2 separate regions of the Mus musculus genome follow, and region 1 is linked to region 2. The links are chromatin loops, found by intact Hi-C in ENCODE. Cell type or tissue: gastrocnemius. All regions are shown on one strand. Region 1 has its middle 82 kb from the start of Gm30011. Region 2 overlaps Fat4 (FAT atypical cadherin 4).

Region 1 (4,000 bases), 69 kb after region 2:
GGAGGAAAGGATTTATTCAGCTTACACTTCCATACTGCTGTTCATCACCAAGGAAGTCAGGACTGGAACTCAAGCAGGTCAGAAAGCAGGAGCTGATGCAGAGGCCATGGAGGGATGTTACTTACTGGCTTGCTTCTCCTGGCTTGCCCAGCCTGCTCTCTTATAGAACCAAGATTACCAGCCCAGAGATGGCACCACCCACAAGGGGACCTCCCCCCTTGATCACTAATTAAGAACATGCCTTGCAGCTGGATCAGGTGGAGGCATTTCCCCAACTGAAGCTCCTTTCTCTGTGTCAACAGAGATAACTTCAGCCTGTGTCAAGTTGACACAAAACTAGTCAGTACAGTGCTTGAGGGAGTCTAGGAGGATACTGTAAGCAAAAGGCCTTGTAACACAAGCCATTTTTCTCACAGTTTTGACGTAGAAAATTCAGGGGTCAAGTTTCTGGGTGCTTTATATTCTGGTGTTGAAGGAGGGATCTATGTTTGGCTTTTAGGTTGCTGTTTTTTTATTGTGCCCTTATAGATTGAGACTTCTCATTGTCCCTGTCTTATGGTGGCATCAGCCCCAACACTATGGTTTCCTTTGTTTGGGTGAGGGCTTTAGCTTTTTCCTTTGTCATATCCCACAGGAATTAATCTTCACACATATAAGAGCATTGGTGAGGGAGGTCAAGTGGCACAGGATGCTTGCCACAGAACACTCATTACTCTTTAAAGCTATCCAAAACCATACAAAACTGTAAAGCTAGATCATGCTGTTTATATCAGCAGTTCTCCACCTGTGGATCACAACACCTTTTCAAGTCATATATCAGATATTCCAGGTATCAGATATTTACATTATGATTCATAACAGTGGCATATTATAGTTATGATGTAGCAACAATTTTATGGTTGAGAGTCACAACAACATGAGGAGATGTATTAAAGTGTTGCAGCCTTAGGAAGGTTGAGAACTACTGAACATCATAAAAATTATGGCATACTCCTATCATAAAATTTTGCAGAACAATGTGTTACTAAAGCAACTGAGACAATTTATGAAAAGTCTTAGCTTGGCTCATGGTTCTAGATGCTCCAATCCAAAACTGAAGGGGAGGCTGTACTTTGTGGTGGAGGTGCACTATGGGATAAGTCAGTTACTTCAACTCAGGAAGCAGAAGAAAGGGAGCTCAGAGTCTTCAGAAAGCCGTGTCCTTTGTGACTTAAGGAGTGGCCGCTAATCTTAACCTCCCAAATATCTCACCGCCACCCAAGAGTTGCTACCCTAGAGATTAGTTATACAATATATTGGCTTTTGGGGAGCATGCATACAAACTAAAAAAGACAATAAAGCAAAAAAAGAAAAGAAAAATATAATTTAATTATTGAATTTGTGGCAGTTTTCATGATTTATATTGATTCAATAAAGATCTCAGAGACTGGTGTCCTTTCAATACAGAAAAACTCTCAAGGGCCAAGCTCTTTACAGGATGTGTGATTTCACAGGCTTGAAGTAGTATAGAATGGACTGTAGCCTCTCCCTCTTATCATGACCTAGAGCAGGAACACAACAAGGGAAATTTCATCAAGCAGAACTAAGTGGGGAGAGAAAATCAAAGTGCAAACACGGGTTGAGAGAACTGAAAGACAAAACTGAGATTGGAACTGTATATGTGGGAAACATTTATCTGGTGAAGGATCATGAGGAAGTGTACAGAGAATGGAGATCCAGAGCAAAATGGAGAAATGAACAACTGCTTTAAAAATGCCCGCAAAGGCTAAACACACCATGCTAAAGATGTGCAGATGTAAAGCATGAAAACTCAAAGCTGAAGCAGATCATATGCGTGATGGCTTGCATGGCCTCCTCCCCATGTTCACATGAGGAAACTCTCATTCCTACTGTGACCTCATTTGAAAATGGGATCTTTCCATAATTGTTCCTGTCTGAAAGAATTACAAGGATGGAAATGGAGAGGAGCCTGAGGAAAAGAAGGTCAAGCAACAGGCCCAAAGTGGGATCCAACTCAAGGGGACATCCCAAGGCCTGGCACTATTACTGGGGCTGTGGAGTGCTCACAAAAACAGTTCTATCATGGCTGCCTGCCAAAAGACCCAACAAGCAGCTGAAAGAATCAGATGCAGATATTTGCACCCAACCAATGGACAGAAGCAGCTGACCCTTGTTGTTGAATTAGGGAAAAGCTGGAAGAAGCAAGGAGAAGGGTGATCCTGTAGGAGGAACAGCAGTCTCAATTAATCTGGATTTCTGAGATTTCTCAAACACTGGACCACCAAACAGGCAGCGTACACCAGCTGATATGAGGCCCCCAACACACATACAGTAGAGGACTTCCGGATCTCTGTTCATTCAGAGATGATGCACCTAACCCTCAAGAGACTGGAGGCCCCAGGGTTCAGGTGGAGTAGGGGCTGGGGACATCTATGTTGATACAGGGGTGTGGGAAGGAGGTATGATGTGTGTAAGAGTTTGAGGGTGGATGGGGGGCTGGAAATAAAATATTGAGTGTAAAAAATAAATTAATTTAAAAAAGAAAATGTGGTCTTTATAACTGAGGTCTTTAAGAAGAGAATTGAGCTCAAATGATTGTAGGACACAGCTCAATGATGCTGGTGTCTTCATAATGAAAGAGATGCCAGAGCTAGTAACTCAGATACAAGGGTCCCATGTAGGAGCACAGACACACAGCAACAGTTTGCCAGCGAGGACCAAAGTCCTGGGCAGAGACTAACCACACTACTTCCTTGATATAGCCGTTGAGCCCCTGTGACTGTAAGAAAATATTGGTTTATTTTTTATCATTCCCTCACTTTGGATATTGGAGAATGGCAGCTCCAGCAGACATTTCCAATATGTCATTTGGAAAATGGAAATTGAAGTGAAATGCCAGGATGCATGTATTAGAATGGCTAGAACCTGATCGGCTGATGGAAGCAAGTGTGAGGGGCCTTGGGGAGACAGAGGCTCCCATACTTTGATGGTGGGAATGTGGGCCAGTGTAGCCCTACACAACCACTTGGAGGTTTCTAAAATACAAGAGGAGGTCAAACCATAAACCCAGAAGCCATCCCCCTTTGAGTTGAAGATTTAATAACTTAAAAAAATATTCTTAGATTTAAAATTATGGGAAACTGGACAAGTAAATCATTTCCATTGTTCCAAACATAAATATCATCTTAAAACAATCATTTCAACCTTATTATTTTGATCATATATATTAATTACTCATATTTTTATGGTTAACTTAAAACAGTTAATTTTAAAAATTAGTATGCGAAGTAATGGTTGACTGCTTATCAAATGCTGTTGACATGAATAGTTTTGTTTTTAAACATTTGTTTGCATATGATTGTGTAGGTTTTGTTTACTCCCTTTTAATTTCTGAAGATTATAAATGCTTTATAATTTGTTCTTTGATTCTCAAAATTACCTTTGTTTATATGCATGTTAAATTATTCTGTATAGGGAATGGTGTGCCTTGAGAGGCTATAGCTATGGTCTCTGATAGTGGGAGAGAGTATCTGAGAAGGAATCAGGCATACCAATGAGGGAACCAAGGGATCTGGCCCTGGGTCACTATTTCAGCACCATGAGACAGTTACCATAGCAACAAGTACTCTGCATTTCTCATGTTCCCATGCACTATGGAAAAATATAATGTCAAATTTTGAAAAGCAACTCAAATTCTGTGTAGTAATTCTTGAGTCAGTCCAGCTGGGTGAATTCCAGAAGTTCAGGGCAAATAGCAGATCAATACTAAGAATAGACTGAGAAGAGAGACAAGAATCTGTAGGTGTTGGGACTCAGATGGAGCCAGGGTCTGCTGAGAGACAGCTACTACACCCCATGTTTAAAATGGTTACTCTGAAAATTGGCCAACTCTTAGAGGAACAAAGAAGCAGTTGAAGTAAATGGTAGGGGCTCTCCAAGGACAGGAGGATCTTGATATTGCCACAAAGAATGAAGTGATGGTGTCCTTGATCTCACAGCA
Region 2 (4,000 bases):
TTCGAAGTGTAGGTGATGTTTGTAGCAAAGGAGGTAGGATGGGGGTAAAATTTAGTTTATTTTATATGACTTACTTCCACAGAGTAATTCCATCACAGTGTAGTTTTTACAAAGGTAGTTGGATTTATGACACTGTGATTATGAATCTTCTCATCAACATAACTGTCTTTAGAGAGATTGGGGTCAGGGCACTATCACTTCCATTAATGGCTTTTGCCTATGCTGCTGAGATTTGATTTAAGCATGGGCTACTCTGATGCTTGGTGTGTCCTCAGGACCACTGTCTATTAACTCCTGTGTTCATCAAAGCCAGTCTCCCAGGTAACACAGCAGAGTAGGGTAGGGTCCTCACAGGATGTAGATGTTACCTTAGGTCAGTGGTACAAAGGGAAATGCAGAAACCGGTGTGTTCTTAAGTCAGAAGTATGGTGAAGAGTGCCAAAAGGTTTAATTGATGGAAAAATGTGAGCACAAAGGCAGATAATAAAACTGGGGGATAAAAGAGGGTATTCTGGCTGGAGAGAGTGGACTTATTTATTTCACGTGCAGAACAGTGAAGAGTAAGTAAGAATTTAATGAGTATTGCAGTTAAGCATGCTGTAGTATTGATCATCTTTCAGGCTGTTTATGAGGATGAACTGGGGAGGACTCCCAAGATGAGGTGTTAGCAGCCAGTATCAGAAAAGCACTGCATTATGGAAAGCTATTGTCTTAGTGGGATGGCCAAGATGTGACATCCAAGTAAATGGACCCAAAGTAATCTGGAGGGCATCTTCAGTAAAGATCCGGGAGAATTCTGACTTTTCATCTCAAACCAACTTAGTGCTACCAAGGAAGGTGGCTGTAGAAGAGAACAGTGAAGCGGATCTCAGGGAATCCTGGGGTTTGCTATGGTACAAATGGAGTTGAAGCACCTTTGAAGGGCATTGAACAGATTTGAGGGACTCGGCATAGAGCTGGGCTAGAGATGTCACCCCCATGTGTGTAAGTGAGTGTTGGTGGGTATAGATAAGATGGGATATTTTTGTTTTCTGACTCCTGAATCCTGACAATTTGCAACACTGGTTGTCTTAGCTACCTCCCCTCCTGGGAAATCCCCAAACACTATGGCCAAGGTTTTTTCTTCTGATTCACAAGGACCCATACTTGGCTGTTTGGAAGGCATATGGTCAATGATTGCACACCCCATGGTCTTGTAGTTGTAGCAATTGGACTTGATTTTGTTCTTTCTGATGTTCATAAAATAAATTTGATCTCGTGGTAACTCTTGGTCTTTGACCTGTAAGAATCAAACCAATAAACTGATTAAATCGTCAAATGGATGAACAGAGAGAGAGAGAGAGAAGGGTCAAGACGATTCTGGCCGAGGAGACCTTCCTAAACATTCTGACTCTTCCCATGTGTTACCAAACTACACTGATCTGGGTTATCCTCAGAGGATATGCATTCCCCATCTTTGAGTTGGCGCATCGCTGAGAAACTCTTGGGTGTCTGTGAGGGCTTCTCTTCCTCATATCTTAGCGCTCAGAAGTGATTACTTTTCTCTAAGTTGCCTCCTACTCTATCGCCCTGACAGGTTTTAATGGCTGCATTGCCTCAGTGCTCTATGGTGGAGAGAGCCTCCCCTTCAGTGGGAAGCACAGCTTGGCGTCCATCTCCAAAACAGACCCTTCAGTGAAGATCGGCTGTCGGGGCCCTAACATCTGTGCCAGCAACCCCTGCTGGGGCGATCTTCTGTGTATCAACCAGTGGTATGCCTACAAATGTGTCCCTCCTGGTGACTGTGCATCCCACCCTTGCCAGAATGGAGGTAGCTGTGAACCAGGTCTGCTCTCCGGCTACACTTGCAGCTGTCCAGAGTCGCACACAGGGAGGACCTGTGAGACGGTGGTGGCCTGCCTCGGTGTTCTCTGTCCTCAGGGCAAGGTGTGCAAGGCTGGAAGTCCAGGGGGACACGTGTGTGTCCAGAGTCAGGGTCCAGATGAGATATCCTTACCTCTGTGGGCAGTGCCTGCAATTGTGGGCAGCTGTGCCACAGCCCTAGCGCTGCTGGTCCTCAGTTTGATTCTATGCAACCAGTGCAGGGGAAAGATGCCCAAAAACCCCAAAGAGGAGAAGAAGCCGAAGGAGAAGAAGAAAAAGGGCAGTGAGAATGTAGCTTTTGATGACCCAGACAACATCCCTCCCTATGGGGATGACCTAGCTGTTAGGAAGCAACCTGAGGGGAATCCCAAGCCGGACATCATAGAGCGAGAGAACCCCTATCTAATCTTCGATGAGACTGACATCCCCCACAACTCAGAGACCATCCCTAGTGCCCCGCTGGCTTCCCCTGAGCAGGAGATTGAGCACTATGACATCGACAATGCCAGCAGTATCGCGCCCTCAGATGCAGACATCATCCAGCACTACAAACAGTTCCGAAGCCACACGCCTAAGTTTTCCATCCAGAGGCACAGTCCTCTGGGCTTCGCCAGGCAGTCCCCTATGCCCTTGGGAGCAAGCAGTCTGACCTACCAGCCTTCTTCATATGGCCAAGGGTTAAGAACCAGCTCCCTTAGCCACTCGGCCTGCCCCACTCCCAACCCTCTGTCCAGGCACAGCCCAGCTCCTTTCTCCAAACCATCTGCCTTCTACAGGAACAGCCCAGCCCGGGAACTGCATCTTCCTCTGAGGGATGGGGGTACGCTGGAAATGCATGGGGACCCCTGCCAGCCTGGCATGTTCAACTATGCCACCAGGCTAGGGAGAAGAAGTAAGAGCCCTCAGGCCATGGCATCTCATGGATCGAGACCAGGGAGTCGCCTCAAACAGCCCATAGCACAGATCCCTCTAGAATCTTCTCCTCCCGTGGGACTCTCCATAGAGGAGGTAGAGAGGCTCAACACCCCTCGACCCAGAAACCCCAGCATCTGCAGTGCAGACCATGGGAGGTCCTCTTCTGAAGAAGACTGTAGAAGGCCCCTGTCCAGAACCAGGAACCCAGCAGATGGCATCCCTGCCCCAGAATCGTCTTCTGACAGTGACTCCCATGATTCTTTCACGTGCTCAGAAATGGAATACGACAGGGAGAAGCCCGTGGTCTACACTTCCAGGATGCCCAAGTTATCTCAAGTCAACGAATCCGATGCAGATGACGAAGATAATTATGGAGCCAGACTGAAACCCAGAAGGTACCATGGACGCAGGGCTGAGGGGGGACCAGTGGGTACCCCTGCAGCAGCGTCTGGGGCTGCAGACAGCACCCTGAAGCTGGGGCAGCAGGCAGGCAACTTCAACTGGGACAACCTTTTGAACTGGGGCCCAGGCTTTGGTCATTATGTGGATGTCTTTAAAGATTTGGCCTCTCTCCCAGAAAAAGCAGCTGGTAACGAAGAAGGTAAAAGTGGGGCAGCTAAACCAGCCGCCAAAGATGGGGAGGCAGAACAGTATGTGTGAGGTGTATGTGTGGGCAAGAAACACTCAAAGCACGGTGTGGCTTCCCACCAGCGGGGGTCACCTTTGTAAAACAGGCCAGTATAGACCGGTGGCCAGGGACACATTTAAAGTTAACCACAAAGCTGCTCACATAGACTCCAAACGACTGACTCTTTAATTTAAATGTGCTCAGTGGAACGGAATGATCCTCCTGCATGCATCTTGTTTTGTGATGAGTTTTGGGGCATGCAACATTGGGAAGTGTTGCTTTGTGTTTGGTTTGTGGTTTTTTGCCGTTTATACCATTGCAGTTGTAGACTCGAGCTTGTGCTTTCACAGTGGGGTTGCTTGTTTCCATTGTAGTGTTACGGTTGTGTTTTACCTTGCAAGATCATTTAAGTTTAGCCAACCCGTGTGGAGTGCAGGAAGGAGGACTTCCCACCTTGGAGGGATGAAAGGCTGCACATTTAACACTCTTCAGATGAATAGATTCATATGTGATGTCGCTCAGACACAATAAGGGCTTGTTTTACATGACGGTGGGTACTAAGAATAAGTCATTTTGTTCCGCACTTTAAAGCTT

Evidence for each region. Hi-C counts contacts between places; a loop is a spot of excess contacts. Peaks named below come from ENCODE experiments on the same cell type or tissue, not always from the same donor. Only the 100,000 strongest peaks of a DNase experiment are listed, where the experiment ranks them.
Region 1: a loop joins it to region 2, with 2.2 times the contacts of the local background. A loop is called at or near these places in 1 of 42 quality-filtered maps.

The regions. Positions count from the first base shown.
Region 1 is chr3:39,076,038-39,080,037 of GRCm38, forward strand. No RefSeq gene overlaps it. Among named protein-coding and RNA genes, the nearest start is that of Gm30011, 82 kb to the right of the region's middle. In gastrocnemius, no CTCF peak of the experiment used is centred here; a DNase peak (open chromatin) is centred at 2,090.
Region 2 is chr3:39,007,405-39,011,404 of GRCm38, forward strand. Fat4 (FAT atypical cadherin 4) reads left to right here. Exons shown (of 17, transcript NM_183221.3): 17 at 1,577-4,000. The coding sequence ends at 3,438. Among named protein-coding and RNA genes, the nearest start is that of C230034O21Rik, 120 kb to the left of the region's middle. In gastrocnemius, no CTCF peak of the experiment used is centred here; DNase peaks (open chromatin) are centred at 1,727, 2,749, 2,971 and 3,345.